2 separate regions of the Mus musculus genome follow, and region 1 is linked to region 2. Evidence: chromatin loops called from intact Hi-C (ENCODE). Cell type or tissue: heart. All regions are shown on one strand. Links, peaks and the distances in the headings refer to the core of each region. The heading gives the core; the rest is flanking DNA. Region 1 holds the start of Lrrfip2 (leucine rich repeat (in FLII) interacting protein 2). Region 2 overlaps Lrrfip2 (leucine rich repeat (in FLII) interacting protein 2).

What was found. Peaks named below come from ENCODE experiments on the same cell type or tissue, not always from the same donor. Only the 100,000 strongest peaks of a DNase experiment are listed, where the experiment ranks them.
Region 1: it touches region 2 in a loop (2.3-fold over the local background); 7 of 42 quality-filtered maps call a loop at or near these places.

The regions. Positions count from the first base shown.
Region 1 is chr9:111,116,794-111,126,308 of GRCm38, forward strand. Lrrfip2 (leucine rich repeat (in FLII) interacting protein 2) reads left to right here and starts at 1,331. Exons shown (of 15, transcript NM_001374664.1): 1 at 1,331-1,596; 2 at 2,847-2,918. In heart, for the core only: no CTCF peak of the experiment used is centred there; DNase peaks (open chromatin) are centred at 1,288, 1,788, 2,568 and 5,818; H3K4me3 peaks cover 2,154 bases; H3K27ac peaks cover 1,619 bases.
Region 2 is chr9:111,199,831-111,209,345 of GRCm38, forward strand. Lrrfip2 (leucine rich repeat (in FLII) interacting protein 2) reads left to right here. Exons shown (of 15, transcript NM_001374664.1): 8 at 1-5; 9 at 5,925-6,017. Among named protein-coding and RNA genes, the nearest start is that of Gm51692, 30 kb to the right of the region's middle. In heart, for the core only: no CTCF peak of the experiment used is centred there; a DNase peak (open chromatin) is centred at 5,261; H3K27ac peaks cover 1,040 bases.

The DNA.
Region 1 (9,515 bases), core at 973-8,972, 83 kb before region 2:
GTAACAGCGAACTTCTAAAGCTGCTTCACAACACTAGTGTTAACGCCTATTTTTACAATGAAAGAGAGCTAGGTGTGGTGGCGCTTGCCTGTGACCCCAGCACTGGAGTGGCTGCTAGCTTTGCCGACCTGGTAAATTCCAGGTCTATGTGAGATTTAATAATGTCTTTAAAAAACCAAGGAGCATGACTCCAGGGAAATACCACCCAAAGTTGCTGTCTGTGAGCCAATTGTAGACAGACAGACAGACACACAGTTTCTCTCAGCACACTTTTCTCTGTGTGCTGAACCTCCAGGATTGATTGATCCCACAGTGGCAGCCCCGTGAACATGAAAGGTTAATCAAGCCTTTGATATCTCAGTGGATACGGGCAGCTCTGAAAGTCCTTTTAGAAGCCATCAGACAAAATCCAAACATGTCATCCGTGGGCTTATTCGTGGGCTTCTGAAATCTGCAGTTTTTGCAGATGGGAGGTCGTGCCTAAGACCATTTTGTGCCCTTTCCCCCAGATACCTGCTCGGCTATCACTTCCTGCCAGAGGTCTTCTCTCACCATCTTCTCCAGCCAGAGGCCTCACCCTCAAAATGTTCTCATCATTGCTTGCCGCTGAGTTCACGACAATCTGTCATTACCTTGTTTATCTGATCAAGTTCATCTACTCAATTAGAAGGCAAGTTTCCCCGAGAGCATGATCAGGGCTTCCGGTGCCTGGAACTTTGAACGTGAGGGCCTTCCCCAGATACTTTTGGGATTGAAGAACATGCCTACGATTTGGGTCTGTGTGTTTGTGTGTGTGCGCGCGTGTGTGTGATGTGTACAGGTCTCACTGTGATAATTCAAACTCCTTTGCCCTGCCACAGGTTCCAGGGTACCCGGGACAACAGGTGTATAGCATCATACCTGATTTTATGCTGGGAATGGCACCCAAGGTTACAGATATGCTAAGTAAGCACCCTATTACCTGCGCTACAGCCTCAGGTGGAAATCTCTTTAAAAACAGGTATTTTCATTTCGTTCAGCCACACCCACCCTCCACATCCTTTCCCACAGACTGCGCGCCAGGTGCCTCACTCACCCAAAACCTCCCACCAGACCGCTTTGAGGCCACCTGGCTAAGTACGGTTACGAAACGCTCAGATACCAACGCTCGGGACCAGGCCCGGCTTGAGCCAGTGCGTGTCGAGCGTGTCTCCCTCCCCGTCACCCGCGAGCCCTGCGCTCCGCGGTCCAGCCAGTAGCCTCCGAGCCGCGCGCGTCCGCTACCCCGCCGCCTGCCACAAGTACTTCCGGGTGAGCGGGTCGCCGGCCGGTGGCCCCGCCCCTCTGCCCCGCCACCGCCGCAGCTGCAGCCGCTGCTCGGGCTGCGGCTCGTCCCGGGTCGCGTTCGCTGTGTCGGCCGCGGGGCGAAGGGCGCGCTCAGTGTGACTCCACGACCGGCCGCGGCGCGAGGAGCCCTTCTTTTTGTCTCCCTGCGGCCCGCGGGGTGGACGGTGCGGGGGGGTGCAGAGTGTGGCCGGCGCTCTCCTCTCCCGGCTCCCGGGCGGCCGCTCCGGCCCTTCCGGGCGGCGCCGCAGCCTCATCCCGCGCCACACGCAGGTAAGGGCAGGCGGCGGACCCGGCTGTCTCCAGGCGCTGCCCAGTGGCGGCTCCGGGCTGGGGTCGCCCGGCGGGTCCCCTGCTCCCGCTTCGCCCGCCCCCCGCGGGGGAAGAAGGGGTTACGCCCCTTGGACCGGGCATCACTTGGGACAGCTGGGTGCTCCAGCTCCCGTTGCTCCCGGCGCCACACTCCCGCAGACTCTGTCCTCAGTCTGTCCCGGGAGGGGCCGCCCCGGGAACGGTGTCAGGCCGGTGGAGGGCGTAGCTTTTTGAGTGAGATTCCCCCCTCTCCTGCTTCCTTCTTGATCTGAACTGAAGCGCGCGGGCTTACCAGGCTCAGGGCAGGACGGTCAGGGTTAATGCTTGACTAACAGCGGGCGTTATTTACACCCACATTGTGGAGTTTCATAGCTCCAGTCAGGCCTGGTTTCCCTTTGCTGTGGATATCCAGCAGGAAGCAAGGGACATAAGAGAACCCAGAGGAGAAAAGTTCAAGCGTTTGCTTTGTGTATTATGTTCCCCACCTCGAGACATACAAATATAACGTAGAAACGTGGCTAAAGGGTATCCCAAACTTTCAGTATTTGTAGCCCCTTTTGCTTTTCCCATTTAGTGACTCAGCATTTTTGCCACGGTTTTTCTACAGTAGCTTGATTGACTGAAAACTCTGTAAGGATAACAGTGACTGCTATTCGTGTTGTGTTATCGCAGCGAGAAGAGGTGCAGTCAGGGTATCGACAGATACATTCTTAATCAGTGTTGGACTTTTTCTCCCCAGTAGGTGTGAAAAGCTGCAATTGCTGAAGAATGTGTGTTGCAGTAAGAGTTAGTTGGCCAAGTTTACCGTAGCTTCAATGTCTTGCAGAGTTAGCCCCGATTAACCAACATCATGCTCTGTTTAACAACTACAGGGATCCTATGACCTCGTATTTAATACACTCATGCCGAGTAAGAACTTCGGAAAGTGTGATTCACGTCGGAAGTGAGGTCACACTCTGACTCGTAGATCGGGATCTTCCCATTGAAATAGAGGAAAGCCAGACCTTTTCTGCCCGTTTAATTAGATAATTGTACTCTTTTTTTTTATAGCGAGTGATGTATAATGTTTGGTTCTGTTTGTTGCTGGGTGGTGATTGTCATGCACTATGGCATGGAAATCAAACGTTAAAATTTGTATAATGTTTTGTTTTGTAATACTTTGTTGGACTGCTGTGATTTTTAAGTCCCCCCCCCCTTTTTTTTTTTACCAGATGTGGGAAGACAAATGAAGGGATTTAGAAGCCAAGTAAATGTCATTGGGAAGGAGAGCTACCACCACTGAGGTAGGAAATAGTACTGTGTACTATATAAAATAGCTTTTTGAGTGGGAAGCTGCAGCACTTTGCCATCCTATCCTTAAAGATGCTGAATGAGACTATATTAACTTCTGTTCTGGAAGGAATTGTGTTGAAGTTTTGGTGTATTTTTAGAATTGACTAATTTCAAACTTGAAGTAACTTTTTAGTGCTGCAATGTCATTTGATCATTTTAGTCTTTCAAAATGAGATGCAAAAAAACTTTGGATCCCAGAGTTCTTTATAGGGACAACCTTGCTTTCTTTCCAGTTTTTTTTTCTTTTCTTTTCTTTGTAGAGTCCTGATTATTTTACCTTGATTGACAGTTTAGAAGTCCTATTGACTAGTTGGAAGATAATACCAAATGTATTGGTGTTAACTTAAGACAGACGTCCCTTTGATTCTTTGACTAACTTTTTGGCATCTTTCTCCCTTTGGATATCGATACTTAAATTCAGAGTGTTCTCCAATGTTGCTTTTTATTTCTGTCCAGCTGATAGGATGATGATTCTGTTCTTGTTAACAGAGATTCCCTTTTGGAAAATCCCCTGTGAAAACCTTCATTGGAGATAGTCTTGACGCACAAATACGTCAGGGAAATCTTCTTAGGTTAGGATTTAAGCATCTTCAGAATGAAGGGAAAAGAGATAGGAAGCATATTTGGCAACACAAAACCAATTTGTCGTTGTTGTTGTTGTTGTTGTTGCTAACTTAGGACAGAAAAGTGATTTCTTGCAAAGATCTCTGTGAATCTTACCCTGCTCCTTGTATGAAAAGGGACAGATTTGGTGACGTGATGGTGGGGTGGGGATGATTGTCCTTCTGACGTGGTGGGAGCTCTGTTGAGGATTAGCTAAAAGGCAGTAAAATTCTTCTGTCCTTATTCAAGGACTGCTGTCTGCTGTGCCGACTAAACAATCCCGTTGGCAGCTTTTCTCTTAGGCAGTTGCTTTCCCTCTGGAGAGTCTGAGTGGTGGACGTGATCCTTACCTGGGAAGCCATACTCCTTAGCCCTTATGTTTGCAAATAAACACTAGACTCTGACCCCTATTCAAAGCCCAGCTTTTAAAACTTCAGCAGGAAAGGAATTGAGCAGAGTTTACCTTATGAGTAAAATGTCTTTGTCCCTTTCCCCATTCTTTCCCTTTAAAGCTAATAGAAGACAAGACTGTCTTGGAAACGGAGTGCTTGGCATTGCACTTTAACCTTTCAAGCTTTCTGGTCAGCGGAAAGTTAGTCTAGACTTAAAGCAGTTACACACTAGGCTAAACTTATACATTGTAAAGCTGGGCTTATCCTGTGAGAATGCCAGTTCTTGGACAGTCACTGAGGCTCGATATCTGGGTATGGTCTTCTTTTAGTCTAGGGGTTGGAAAAGAAATAGGTAAATAGACACTTGGGAAGAAATGACATCCATAGACAGAGAGCTCAGTGGCGTTTGTGCCACTTTTAAAGATTTGTAAAACACGTAAAAGCAATGGTCATACGAGGAAAAGCCCTTTCCTTTCTGCACAAGCTTCTTACCGTCCCATAACCCTACTCCCCGGGCCAGGCCACCATAGTTAATGGTTTTCATGTATTTCCCTCCTCCTGCTCTCAGTAGCATGTACAGTTGCATGTGTTTACAGGTGCCTTTTACCCGTGATGCATCTGAGATATGTTTCTGTATTAGCATCCACTCCAGTCTCATTTTAAAAAGACTGGATTTATTCATTTTCCATACTTTTACTAATTCCATGTTAGTAAACATTAGGTCATTATTAGTCTTTTGTATACAGCGCTATAAGAAAGACTTTTAAGCAAGTGCTTGACCATTTATAGTTCCATCTGTGGAGTACAGCTCTGGTGTATGACTGTGAAGTTGGCACTTAGATTATGAACATGAAAAATTTGTTTTATATTAGACTTTATTTTATAGTAGAAGGTAATGTTTTCTCAGGCACAGGAGGAGGAAGAATTAAAAAATTTTATGTTCTTTACCCATCACTTCCTTTTAAAAAGCATTGTGAACTAGGTGACTCCATGTCACTGCCTGTTGTCAACACCTGGGGGTTTAAGCCAGGGGACAGAGTGTGAGGCTACTGTGGTCTATACAGCATGTAGTGAGGCTGTGTCTCAAATCAAATTGCAACTGTGTTTTATAAGTTGATTTAAGACATTTTGCAGTGTTAATGATTGCATTGGTAAATGTCAATGCTGTAGTTGAAGACTGGCGCTGACAGACATAAACCACTGGCATTCGGTAAGATGGCCGCAGCTGTAGGTTTGTCTCAGAGTTTAAATTTTCTGTTAATTAAAAACTTATATAGCTGGGTGTGGTGGCACACACCTTTAATTCAGCACTTGGGAGGCAAAGGCAGATCTCTGTGAATTCAGGGCCAGCCTGGTCCATATAGCCACTTCTAGGCCTATTAGGGTTACATACAAAAACAAACAAAAAACAAAAACAAAAACAAACGAAACCACCACCATCAACAAAAATAATAAGAAACAACTTGTATATAGCTTTCATTTTTGCCCTGCTAAAGTTAACTGATATTAGTCAGAAGAGAAAGAAATGGCCCAGAGTTTCTTCTTTATCATCCATATCCTACTTTAAGTAGAGTGAATGATAGAACCCGAGAGCCAGAAACCCTTTTGCAATCCAGAGCACTGTTGGTGGAGTCCTTTGTCAAAGCAGGAAGTAGGTATATAGATTTAGACTTTATTCTGCAAAGAGTTAGTAAGCAGAATAAGGGAGGTTTAGAATTTAATGTGAAGTTCTGTAGGTGACTCATGACCAGGGGGACATTCAGGAGCCTTTGTCCTTTTGAAATGAGACAGAGAGGCTCAAGTGTGGTGAAGCTGGAGCTCATGAGTGGCAGTTTCCCTGGATGCTGTCCAGGGTCTATTTTGAGGCCCTGTCAAAACTTGCCTGACGGATCTACCGCATAACCGTAATCTGGCCTGGCCCTGCTACAAGTCAGGAAGGCCTGTGGTTTAGGGAAAGTGGCAACTGCAGAGGGAGTTCTGAGGGAGGGAAGCCTTCAGAAGACGATACTGAGGGAGGGGCTGAGAATCTGCTGAGCACACTTATCCTAGCACCCAGGTGTTCTCGGCTTTAGCATCCAGGTTTTTGTTTTCTGTTATTTATTTATTTTTGGAAAGAGTTTGATTGCAGAGAACTAAAGAGGAATTTTTAGGATAATGTGTATGAGAAGGAACATAGGATTGTCCCAGCTTAATGTGTCATAGTCTGATTCTGGGAGCATTTGACAAGAATCAGTTACAATGATTGTCTTACACACACACACACACACACACACACACACACAATGCTATGGATTCAGGGAGGACACATCCCAAGTTGAAATTGTCTAACTCAGAGTCTTTCACACTTTCCACTGCTATCTTGGAGTAACGACTGTTTTACAGGAGAGTTTGGAATTCACACAGCTAGATTATCTTCTTACTCTGTTTCTCCCATGAAAGAGTTATGAAATCATATATTTTATTAAATTTTCTTCATTTTATTTTGCATGCATGTGGGTGTGGGTATGTAAGTTAGAGAACAAGTTGAAAGACTTGGGTCTCCTACCATCTGGCTCCAGAAAGATCAAATTCTGGTTGTGAAACTTAGGGCAAGCAAGTGAGCCTTCTGTCCCTGAAGTTGTACCTTTAAACTCTTGCTTTTTAGCAGACTACATAGCTGTCTCTTTGTGCTGTGTAGTGAATGGAAGCGTTGGTGTTCTCTATGTTTAGTGAGCACTTAGGTTTAAAGTTCTCTAGGTGATCTCACTTCTTTGACTAGAAAGCTGTTGAACAACTTACTGTTACACCCTCTGACCAAGGTTCATGTCCTGGCTCACTGCTGAGCTGTTGTTCCACAGTCAAGGGTTTCTGAAGGATTCAGCTTGTAGCTGTACTTTATAGGTGTGAGCCTATACATGGTTGCTGGTCTTTTGTGTTACACGAGGTTATCACTTCAGGCTGTTTACTTCTGGGGTCATTAACATTTCATGGTGATGTCTTTAGGATTCAGTGTAAGAAGTGAGCAATGGTTTTTTTTCTTCTGTTATTTGGTTTATTCCTATTATCTCTTCCTATTCTCGGGTTTTCCTCCCTAGAACAATAAAACAAAACAAAACAAGAGAACTTTGGGTGAACTGAGGATGGTCAAGAGTTGGGAGAAACCTTTTAGTGCCTGTCAGTGTGTTTTATTTCCTGACAAGTGAGCTGCTTCATGCCCCTGCAACATTGTGACAGGACCACAAGCTCATGCTTCCATTGTTCTTATTTGGGACCTTGTATATGTCTTAAGGCTTCTTCATAGGAGCATCACGTTTTAAGCTAGTTGTGATGTAGTGGATGCATTTATTGCCTTTGAAAACACTGAGTTTTTAGGCTGTTTTCTTAAGGCAGTTAGTTATTCTTTCTGTAGTCCCCACTTTCACACAGAAACATTTTAACAGCTAGGAATTAAAGTCTACTGTCTACAGACAGTAAGATGTTAAGATACTTATTTTCCTGTTAAACAGTTTAACCATGCTTAATAAAAATTGAATAAATTTAGCAAACACACGTTTTTACTTAAAAAAAAATTAAGTAATCCAGCTAAGTGATTCAGTAGTTGTAGGATTAAAGATAAATATTTCAGTTTCAAATAAGCCCCTCCCCCCGCAACTCCGTGTTATGGATAATGCTTTATTCCTGTGTCTTGCCAAATGCACCTAGTTTTATTTTTTTGGTTATGGTAAAACTTAAATAGCATTGCCATATTGACATTTTCCATTCTTTTCATTGTGGAAGACATATGTAATGTAAGTCTCCTCTACCTCTTTCTTTGCGTGCTGGGGATTGGGTCCAGGGCCTCGCACATATTACATAAACCCTCTGCCTCTGATGTCCACCCTAAGCCCTTGAACCGTGTGTAATTGTGCAATTCTGTGCCATTACAGTGCATTGAGAGTGTGGTGCAGCTGCCCAAGCATCCGTCTCCAGGAGGTTTTCATCAGCCTAACCTCCCCATCAGACTGTAATGCTCACTTCCTTTAGCCCTTGAAAGCCACTTGGCTACTTTGTCTCCATGATTTAAGTACTCTACTCTAGGTACAGCACATATTTGTGGGGTTATCTGCCCTCTGTGTTTGGCTTATTTTATGTAGCTCAAAGCCATCAAAGACACTCCTGTTGTAGCATGTATGTTTGACTTCTGTTGAAGGTGTCCTACCTTTTGGTTATTGTGAATAATGCTGCCAAGGACATGGGTATATGCCTATGCATTCAAATCCCAGTTGGTTATTTTGTGCACGTAACCAGGAAGGGAATGCCAAGGACATGGGTATATGCCTATGCATCCAAATCCCAGTTGGTTATTTTGTGCACGTAACCAGGAAGGGAATGCCAAGGACATGGGTATATGCCTATGCATCCAAATCCCAGTTGGTTATTTTGTGCACGTAACCAGGAAGGGAAGTGCTGAGTCCTGCAGATTTCATGCCTGAATCTTTGAGACTCCCATGCTGTTCTCCATGGTGCCTCGCTGTTTCAGTCTCACCCAAGCGTGCACGCGAGTGCTGCCTACCAACCCTTGTTATTTTCTCTGTTCTTTAATTTTTTTTTTTTTTTTTTTTTTTTTTTGCTGCTCATGAAAGCCATCTTACTGAGTTTGTGAAGACTATCTCCTTGTGATTTTGATTTGTATTTTCTTAATTACTGATAATGTTGAGTACCTTTTTGTGCATTTATTAGCCACTTCTGTCATTGTGGAACACACCAGCCTTATCGTTGCCTCTCTAGCGCTGAGATTAAAGATGTGTGCCACCTACCTGACCCATTTCTTAATTTAAAATTATTTTATTTTATGTGTATGGGTGTTTTGCCTCATGTATGTCTGTGCGCCATGCCCATGCAGTACTCTTGGAGGGAGGCCACGTGACATCAGATCCCCTTGCAGCTGAGTTAAAGGTGATTGCTGTTAGCTTCCTGTGGGTGCTGACAGTCAAACTTATGTTCTCTGGAAGAGCAGCCAGTATTCTTCACTGCTAATTGTAGCTCTAGCTTCATGTCTTTTAAATCATTGGTTATATTACCACATGCGGGCGCGCGCGCGCGCACACACACACACACACACACACACACACGCACGCACGCACGCACGCACGCACGCACGCACGCACACACACGTGCACAGTGTGAGGTTCTGTATCTAGGTGTGTGTACATATGCCCACAGCATTCATATGGAGGTTAGAGACAGCTTTGTGGAGATTCTTTCCTCCCGTGTTTACATGGGTTTGAGGGATCAAGCTCAGGTCGTCATCAGGCTTGGTGGCAGATACTTTCTCATCTGCTGAGCCATCTTATTGGTCCTAATTTGTTTTTGTTACTGAGTTTTAGTTTTTATATATCATAGATAGCAACTCTATTTACAAGTGTTTTCTTCATTAGATTGCCTTTTTTTCTATTTATAGTGGGCTTTGATGCACAAAATTTAAATTTGGTGAAGTCTAGTTTGCCTATTATTACCTTTAATTTTTGTCAAATTTGACAAGACCTGGTTGTCAAGTCCTGTCATGAAGATTTTCCCGTATGTTTTCTTTGAAAA
Region 2 (9,515 bases), core at 992-8,991:
CAAAGGTATCCACTCATCTCGTACATCACTGTCTTGGGGGGAGGGGAGGAAAATCAAAGCCCGCTGTTTAAAGGAGATATGGGGCTGGTGGGAAGCTGCAGTCAGAACTGAGTGGTCTGAGAAGTCAGCCAGTGCCCTATGGATTTTTTTTTTTCTTCAGAGCTGAGGACCAAAACCCAGGGCCTTGGCACTTGCTAGGCAAGTGCTCTACCACTGAGCTAAATCCCCAATCCCACCTATGAGTTTTTTAAAAATAATTTTTGAAGGAAAAACTTCTATACTTTTTTGGGTTTTTAAAAACTAGATAATGAACTTTTTTTTTTTTTGGTTTTTTGAGACAGGGTTTCTCTGTATAGCCCTGGCTGTCCTGGAACTTACTCTGTAGACCAGGCTGGCCTCAAACTCAGAAATCCACCTATTTCTGCCTCCCAAGTGCTGGGATTAAAGGTGTGTACCACCACTGCTTGGCTAAATATTTATTCTTTTAACTGTGAAAATGACATTGAGTTGCCCCTTGTCTCCATTGTGAACAGAATGACACAACTTGGAAGCTTCAGTGAGATAGGCCTTTTTTTTTTTTTTCTTCTGTGAGCTTCTTATCACTTCAAGAGACTCCACTTTCCAAATAACCAGTTACTTAGAAGCAGCAGTTTAAAGATGTGAGTCAGACATTGACAGGTGTTTTCTTGAGAAGTCACAGCTGAAGAATAAAGGCCACTGGTCAAAGTGACATATCTGCCCTCAGACAGCAGCAGCAGAGACTCTGGGTTGTATTAAAAGTTTATTGGACCTGGACATTTTAATGTTAGTTTCTAAGTAGAGAATAATTGGATATTATTGCTAGAAATTAGTTACTGCTACATTGCCAATAGAGAAATAAAAAGAAAACCGTAGGAAATTGGTGTTGATGAGTTGTTGGAAGCACATCTGAATTGCACATAATAAAGGGAGGTGGCTAGTTGTATAGCATTTGATAAACTCCCATGGTCATGGCGTTATAATACTTTAATAGAAACCAGCTCATCTGACATTTAAAAAACATGTTATTAAGGGATGGCTTGGTGGCTAAGCACACTTGCTGTTCTTCAAGGGGACCCAGGTTTAGTTACCAGCACCCACATCAGGTCGCTCACAACTGCTTGTAACACCAGTTTCACAGGATCTGACCCATGCTTCTGGCCTCTGCAGGTTCTGGCATACACATGATCCATATGCATGTATGTAGATATTCACAGAGACACATCAAATAAAAACAAGTCTTTAAAGTGCATATGGATTTTAAACATAGAAGAAGACTGTAGAGAATCTAATGAGTCTCAGCTCCCCCTTGTTACCATTAACCCATAGTTAGCCCAGCCCTGGCCTTTTCTACTCTGTATTTAGAACAAAGTCTAGGCATCTAATCTTAATAATTAATCTGGATAGACTGCATGTTCTCCCTTTAAAAAATATATTACAAAAACATTTCAGGGACTAGAGATGGTTGAGAAAATAAAGCACTTGTCATAAAAACTTAAGGACAAGATTTTGGATCCTCAGTGCCCATGTAAATACCAGGGCATGGCAGAGACTGGATGCCTGGAGTAAGCTAGGGAGTCAACACAAACCACTGAGCTCTGGGTTCAACAAGAGACTCTGCCTTAATATGAAAGGTGAGACTTAAGCCTCAGCCACTACACTTGAATATCTGACACCCACAGACATGCATGCACACACATGCTCATACAAAAGACCAGTTCATGCTTGAAAAATTAATATCAATTCCTATATATTAAAATTTTAGTAGTTTCAAAGTGCCATAGGCTTTTTCATTTTTATGCTTAGAAAGCAATCAGAAGCTAGCCATGGTTGTGCACATAATCCTAGCACTTGAGAAGCTGAGGCAAAAGGATGATGGATTTATAGCCAAGATTACACTGAGACCCTTTCTCAAAACAAAACAGAAACAAGCTGGTAGGGTGGCACACATCTTTAATCCCAGTATGGAGGAATTAGAGTCAAGAGGATGTTCTTTGAGTCTGAGGCCAGCATAGTGTGGTAGTAAATTCTGGGCCAACCAGGACTGTCCAGTGAGACTGCCCTGCAATCTTGTATCATCCCTACCCCACCCCAGTCAACCCTCTCCCAGCCACACCCTCCCAGAATCCAGGTGAGCCCCACACCTTGGAATTAGTTGCTGTGTTGAAACTCTTAGCTATTGGTTCCCTTTCCACCTCTCCCCAGTACAGTTTAGATTTGAGGAAACTTGATTGCCTGTCCTATAAGCTTGCCTTTCTTAAATGCTTTTTTTTTTCATTCCCACAGTGTCTTTTGGGGGTGGTGGTGGGGGCGGCGCAGGGTGGTCCCTGTCCTCTTTAGTTCCTGTGAACAGGATGTCAGGTATAGAGATGTCATTAAATGTAACTGGAGCCCTTTTTTTGCAAGCCTGCTTCAGAAGTGGCATGGTCCTTTTTACAGAGCCCAGGTAGCTGGCTGTTTAGAGCGTAGATCCAGTTCCAAGGAATCTGATACCCCCTCCTGGCTTTCACGGTTACCAGGCAAGAAATTGATGCACAGTCATACATGCAAGCAAACACCCATACATACGAAAACATGAAAAAAATGATTCAATTCATATATAACTTCCTAAAAGCTATGATTCAGTGGAGTTTAGTATATTCACATAAAGGTGCATCTGTCACACTCACAAAGATATTGACATTCTCTCAAGTAGAATCTGAATCTTCTTTAGTCATCGTCTTCCTGTGTCTGATCCTCTGGCCCCAAGTAACTACTGATCTTCTTTGTGTTTCTGTATTTCCTCATTCTAGACTCTGATATCAACAGAATCATAAAAGGAACCATTTTATGATTGTCGTCTTATACTTAGTGTAGTAATCCCGAGTCAGCCATGTTGTGGCATTCATATAAGTGCTTCATTTCTTTCTGTGACATGTTAACATTCCATCTTTAGGGTAGCTACATGCGTTGGGGGATCCAGCAGCATTAATTGATATTTGGGTTGTTTTTCCCTTTGGCCTTTCGTGAGAAATGCTGACACGAACACCTCTGTAGTTTTTGTTGGGACATTGCTTCCCTTTGTCTGATTGCTTGGGAGTGGGATTGTTGGGTAGCCTGGCAACTGCACAGACCCTGAGAGAGCAGCGGACTTTGGGAGTAGTGTCGGCATTTCAGCTGAGGTGCTGCTGGCTGTTCTTAACCAGATCCTCTCTGCTGTTTGCCAGTGTTTGCCCTTTCCTGGCTGGCCATCTAGAGGATGGAGCTCTGATTTGCATTTCTCTGATAAAGCTACTGGTTTTGAATATCTTTTCATGGACTTTTGGTTTCTTTTTGGAAATTGCTCATTTTTCAGTTTTTATTACTGTTGGAAGACTATCTTTCAGATAAAGGTTACATAACAGATAAATGACTTTAGAGCTCTCTTCTCGAAGCTTTAGATTTCTTTTTATCCTCCTTATCCTTTGTGGCCTTTCTATCTTTTATCATGTCCATACTTAGGATCTTAATTTTTTATTACCTAGATGAAACAATTTGCATAGTTTTGAAAGTCAAGATAAGCCGGGCGTCTCAAGATAAGCTGGGCGTGATGGCTCACGCCTTTAATCCCAGCACTCGGGAGGCAGAGGCAGGCGGATTTCTGAGTTTGAGGCCAGCCTGGTCTACAAAGTGAGTTCCAGGACAGCCAGGGCTACACAGAGAAACCCTGTCTCGAAAAACAAAAACAAAAACAAAAACAAAAAAGAAAGTCAAGATAAAGACTCCTTTGCTTGTGTAGTTTCAAAATAAGGAGTTATACATTCACAGTGACCTATCATCCTTTATGAAGTCTTTATAAATTTTGTTCCTTTTGATGCTCAGATTTCCCCACTACTGGCTCTTGTGAGCTCCTTTTCTGCAGATTCCCAGGTACTTTGGCGAGTTCCATGCTTTCTGACAGATGAGCATGCTCTGGCCTTATCTTTAGCATCCTTTGTCAAAGGAGAGCCTCCATGTTCTCCCGCAGGCCTGGGGCTGCTCTTGATGCTCAGTCAGCCACTTCATGGCCCTTCACTCAGAATGTGTATGTGGGCTCTTGCTTGTTTGTCTGACAAAATGCACTATGTTGTGATGGTTCATGTTCATATGCATGACTGTAGGGATTATATCCAGTCCCTGATGGTCTCCATCTCCTCTGCCCTAATTTTTACTGCTGTACTCCACGTCACTCAGAAAAGCAAGGTCACAGTAACACTGGTGTAGTTATAGGAAGCAGCCACAGTGCTTGACTTTGCCTTTAGTTTGGGACAGTAGGCTATGCATAGCCAAAATGCTGTTTTTTAAAAGTTACTTGAAATAGATTTAAAACAAATTTTTTTATTATGGCAAAAACATACCACAATAAAGTTACCATTTTAGCCATTTTAAAGGGTGTAGTTCAGAAGCATTTTCTATACTGTTCTATGTGAAATCTGTATGTTTTAATTTTGCAAAAGTAAATTCTAAACAAATTAAGTTACTAGAGACATTTGGGCCTTTCTCTAGTCCAGGCTACCATTCTGCCTTCATCAGTACATGTCCTGACTCACAACACGCAGCCTGGAGCTCCTTCGTTCACAAGGCCTGATGAACACTGTCCCCATCTGTGCCACATTTTACCCCATCAAGTATTTATTTGCCTAGATGTGGGCTTTTTTTTACCTGGAGCTACACTTTAAGTTGAACTCTGACCCGTGTAAAGATAGGTAGATCTGAAGTCAAACAAAGGACATGAATTTAAATTTTATCTTTTTCATCCTGGTTTTCCTCTTTTTTTTCAGGGGAATTCTTTTTATTTTATTTCTATTTTTTTAAAAATGTCTTTCATTTTGTTTTGTGTATGTCTGTGCACCATATGTATGCCTGGCGCCTGTGTGGGTCAGAAGAAGGAATTAGATCTTCTGGAACTACACTTAGAGATGGCTGTGAGCCACCATGTGGGTGCTTGGGAACAAAACTCAGGTTCTCTGCAAGAGCAACAAGTTAGTTCTCTTCCCTGCTGAGCAACCTCTCTAGCCCTGGGGAAGTCTTCTTACGTTTAGTGATCGGTCTTTCCTTTTATAAGCCAAGAAGATATGCTAGCCAATTTTGATTAAAAAGAGAGCTGCAACATTTGAGATGGATGGAAACACGTCCGTTTGTGCTCCTCCCTTAGAGAACAGCAGCCCTCAGTGAGTGCTGCTCTGCTTGCAGCACACAAAGCTTGGCTGATTTCTCTGCTGCAGTTACTCCCTTGTGCCCATTCCTGGTGTTTGCAGTGTTTCTGTCCAGAAGTCATCCTGCAAACCGTGTGTGCTGACTCACAGAGCGACTGTTTCTCTTCCTTTGAGCATGTGTGGTGTGGGAGCTGTTCCCTTCTTGTTTCCTGGACTTTAGCCTGGTTTTCCTTTTTCTCGGTGGGGTTTTGTTGTTGTCACTGTTGTTATTTTAGGAGTTCTCCAGATGGGAAAAGCATAATAAATCTTTGACTCTGAACATAAAGGACGATTTCTTGGGTAGATTGTTATTCTTATCTTTACTCTGTGGTAGCTTTTGCTATTCTAACAATTTTAACTATTCTCTTGCTCCACTTGCCCGTCTTGTTTTGGATTTTGGAGCCCTCGACCTCACAGTCACTCATTTAAAACCTCTCCACTCTGCTTTCTGTTTTGGTGCCTTTCTCCCTTCCTCACGCAAGATGGAGAATTCATGTTTGACACTTCTCATGCAGGTCGGCCGTCTAGGTAGGTATGATTCTGGAAGTCACATGGGACCTCTGTGTTAAATTACACATGCTCAGCTTGTGTCTGTCCCATGACCTCGGTAACGACAGCAGTCACACCTGATCTCCTGACCTCTATGTTAAATTACTCATGTTCAGCTTTGTGTCTATCCCATGACCTCTACCAACTGCCTTTTCTTAATAACAGGAGTTAGAAAGGCAGAAACACATGTGCAGCGTGCTGCAGCATAAGATGGATGAACTCAAAGAAGGCCTTCGGCAGAGGGACGAGCTCATCGAGGTATGTGCTTCAACTGTGGAAATGCTCCGTTTTGAAAAAGGAGTTGGCTAGGATGGTGGTGTGTTTGTTGGAAGACTGTTCAAGTCCTATAAAGCAGTGTTCTCAGCTTTCCTAACGTGACTCTTTCATTCCTTATGTGGCCTGGTGACCTCCAACCATGAAATAATTTCTGATGCTACTTCATAACTATAATTTTGCTACTGTTATGACTTGTAATATTATTATCTGTGTTTTCTGGTAGTCTTAGGTGACCTGTGAACAGGTTGTTTGACCACTAAAGGGACCATGACATACATGTTGAGAACTGCTGTTATGAAGTTTACTTGTGTCAACTTGGCTCTCTCAAAATATTTTGAGAGCCGGGTGTGGTGACACACGCCTTTAATCCCAGCACTCGGGAGGCAGAGGCAGGCGGATTTCTGAGTTCGAGGCCAGCCCGGTCTACAGAGTGAGTTCCAGGACAGCCAGGACTATACAGAGAAACCCTGTCTCAAAAATTTTTTGAAAATAACATATAAAGTCAAGCATAAAAAATGAATGTTTAACAACTCTATAAAATTCTCTCCTTTAATACTAGGAGTTTTGGCCAATGTCTTTTATTCGTAAGCACTTTTTCCTGAAGATATCCTAGGAAGTTGGAAAGGGATATATTATATAGACCATGGATTCTCTGGGTCCTAGTGCATGCTCTGCTATAGGACGAGATTCTTGAGTGAGAATTCTAACCTTCACTCAGGTGGATACACTTGAGGTAGCTGAAGAAAAGGAGGAAGTTGTATAGATCTTTCTTTAGACTCCAGGGCTTCAGGGCTTCAGCTCTCCGCTGTGGAGGAATTCAGCCACACTGAGGCAGCATCCCTTTGCAATGGAGGGTAGGCCGCAGCACGTGGGTAGGCATTCATCCACTGCCGTCCCTGCTGTGCTCAAGTGTTTTGGTTTTAGGAAGAATTCCATGTGAAGATAGTAAGGCTTGATTTTTGTCATTTGTCACCAGTTTCTTGGATAATAAGCCCAGGGTGCTGGATGCAGATTTGGAAGCCTTAGTCTTTGTATGTTTTCAGTTTCTATTTTTTGGAAGTCAGTATCTATTGAAACCCGAGTTTCACATGTAATGCCTTTAGGTCTCAAGAACTAAGATCTGCATAATCAAGTGGAGAGTGTGGGAGTAGGGGCAGTGTTGCTGGTCATTGCAAGACAGTCTCTCACAGACGTGCCTACAGACTGACCTGATAAAAGACGATTATACGCACCTGAGACTTCTCCCCCAGGGGATTCTAGGCCACGTTAGTGCTAACTAGGAGGACATCATTACTCACCAGAAGACTTGATTGAGCACAGCTAAGTGTTAAAATCATATCTTTCTAAAAACTAATTTTTTATGTTTTATGATATTCTTGATATTTTAGTTTTTGCCAACAGAAATCAAAATGATCAAGCTGAGTTATATCTGTCTTCTTTAGTTCTGCTTCACCACGTAACATTCAAAGATACAGTTTCCTCTCTGGTAAAGGATTATTTGTTCATAAGCAAACACAAGTTTCCTTCTGTAATATAAGCGGGCTCCCTGTTTGGGTAGAAGGGCAGTCATCACAGGATGAATATTCGAGAGTGTGTGCGTAGGAGTGAAGGCCGGATGGCTGCCATCGAGCTGTGCTTGGAACGGTTATTCTGATGCCTTTTTTGACATTTGTCCTGCCCTCCGTTCTTGTGGTGCTGGGGATCAAACTCAGGGCCTGTACACACACAGCGCATGCTTGGCTGCATCCTGTCTTCCCTTGCTGACTGCTGCAGGCCAGCCAGGAGACAGTGGCTGTCACCTTTCCCTTTCCTGTGGATCCTAGACTTCCCCTCCTCCCTGTTAGAATTCCCCCACCTCCTTCTGTTTTCCTTCTTCTAACTCCCTTGCCTTCTTCTTTCTGCTTTTATTATTTTCCATCCCTCTTCTTCAGGAGAATCAGCGCCTCCAGCAGAAAGTAGACACCATGACAAAAGAGGTGTTTGACCTCCAAGAGACCCTGCTCTGGAAAGATAAAGCACTTGGGGTATGAGAGGAGGTGGGGCTTTGGAGAAGCTCGTTCCTGAGGGATAGACCAAGAGAATTTAACTCAGACGTGGCCAAAAAGCCACCCTTCTACCTGTTTAGTCAGTATGGATAAGCAGAAGACAGAGAATAACTTCTTTAGGAAACATGGTAGTGTGCCTAGAGAGAACTTCTCTTTCCAGACTCCATGCTTGCGAAGCTCACAAATGGAAACCTTTAAAAGAAGTGGTCTTCATTCCCCATATAATAAGGATTCTTACCCCACAGCAACCACAGGCATCTGATGCAAATTTCGTGGGTTGTTAGATATGCTTACATTAGATATGCTTACATTATAAAATATGAATTGAAAAAGAAGATGGCGTGGAGGGAGAATGTTAGCTTATAGATTGTTGGTGAATAAAATAGGAAGGGATTACAATTCAGTTTAATTATGGAAATGGATAGGAATGTAAGGTCATAGAGCTGCCAAACTGTGATACCACCTCTAATTATAGCCCTGCAGGCCCAATAGGGCCTGGTAAGGAAAACTTCCTCATTGCTGTTTTGTATAGTGCTATGGGTACACACCACGCATGCTGCAGAACAGCAAAAATTAGTCACATACCTAGTTCTGTAGGGTAGACATTTAAAGAACGGAAGATACTTTTATATAATTTTTTGGAGCTTAAGTTACCAAGTCTCCAAAATTCCATCAAAACCTAAAAAATCTTCCCAAGGAACATTGCGATTGTGAATTACTTTATTTATAAATGTTTTTCCTTGGGAAAGTGAAATGATGTGTGGGGTGGGTGCGCAGAGTAGGGAGAGTGAGGTGATGTGGGGTGGGTGCGCAGAGTAGGGAGAGTGAGGTGATGTGGGTGGGTGCGCAGAGTAGGGCGAGTGAAGTGATGTGAGTGGGTGCGCAGAGTAGGGAGAGTAAGGTGATATGTGGGTGCACAGAGTATAGGGAGAGTGAGGTGATGTGTGGGTGCGCAGAGTAGGGAGAGTGAGGTGATGTGGGGTGGGTGCGCAGAGTAGGGCGAGTGAAGTGATGTGAGTGGGTGCGCAGAGTAGGGAGAGTAAGGTGATGTGAGTGGGTGCGCAGAGTAGGGAGAGTGAGGTGATGTGGGGTGGGTGCACAGAGTAGGGAGAGTGAGGTGATGTGGGGTGGGTGCGCAGAGTAGGGAGAGTGAGGTGATGTGGGGTGGGTGCGCAGAGTAGGGAGAGTGAGGTGATGTGTGGGTGCACAGAGTAGAGAGAGTAAGGTGATGTGTGGGTGCACAGAGTATAGGGAGAGTGAGGTGATGTGGGGTGGGTGCGCAGAGTAGGGAGAGTGAGGTGATGTGGGGTGGGTGCACAGAGTAGGGAGAGTGAGGTGATGTGGGGTGGGTGCACAGAGTAGGGCGAGTGAGGTGATGTGAGTGGGTGCACAGAGTAGGGAGAGTAAGGTGATGTGTGGGTGCGCATAGTAGGGC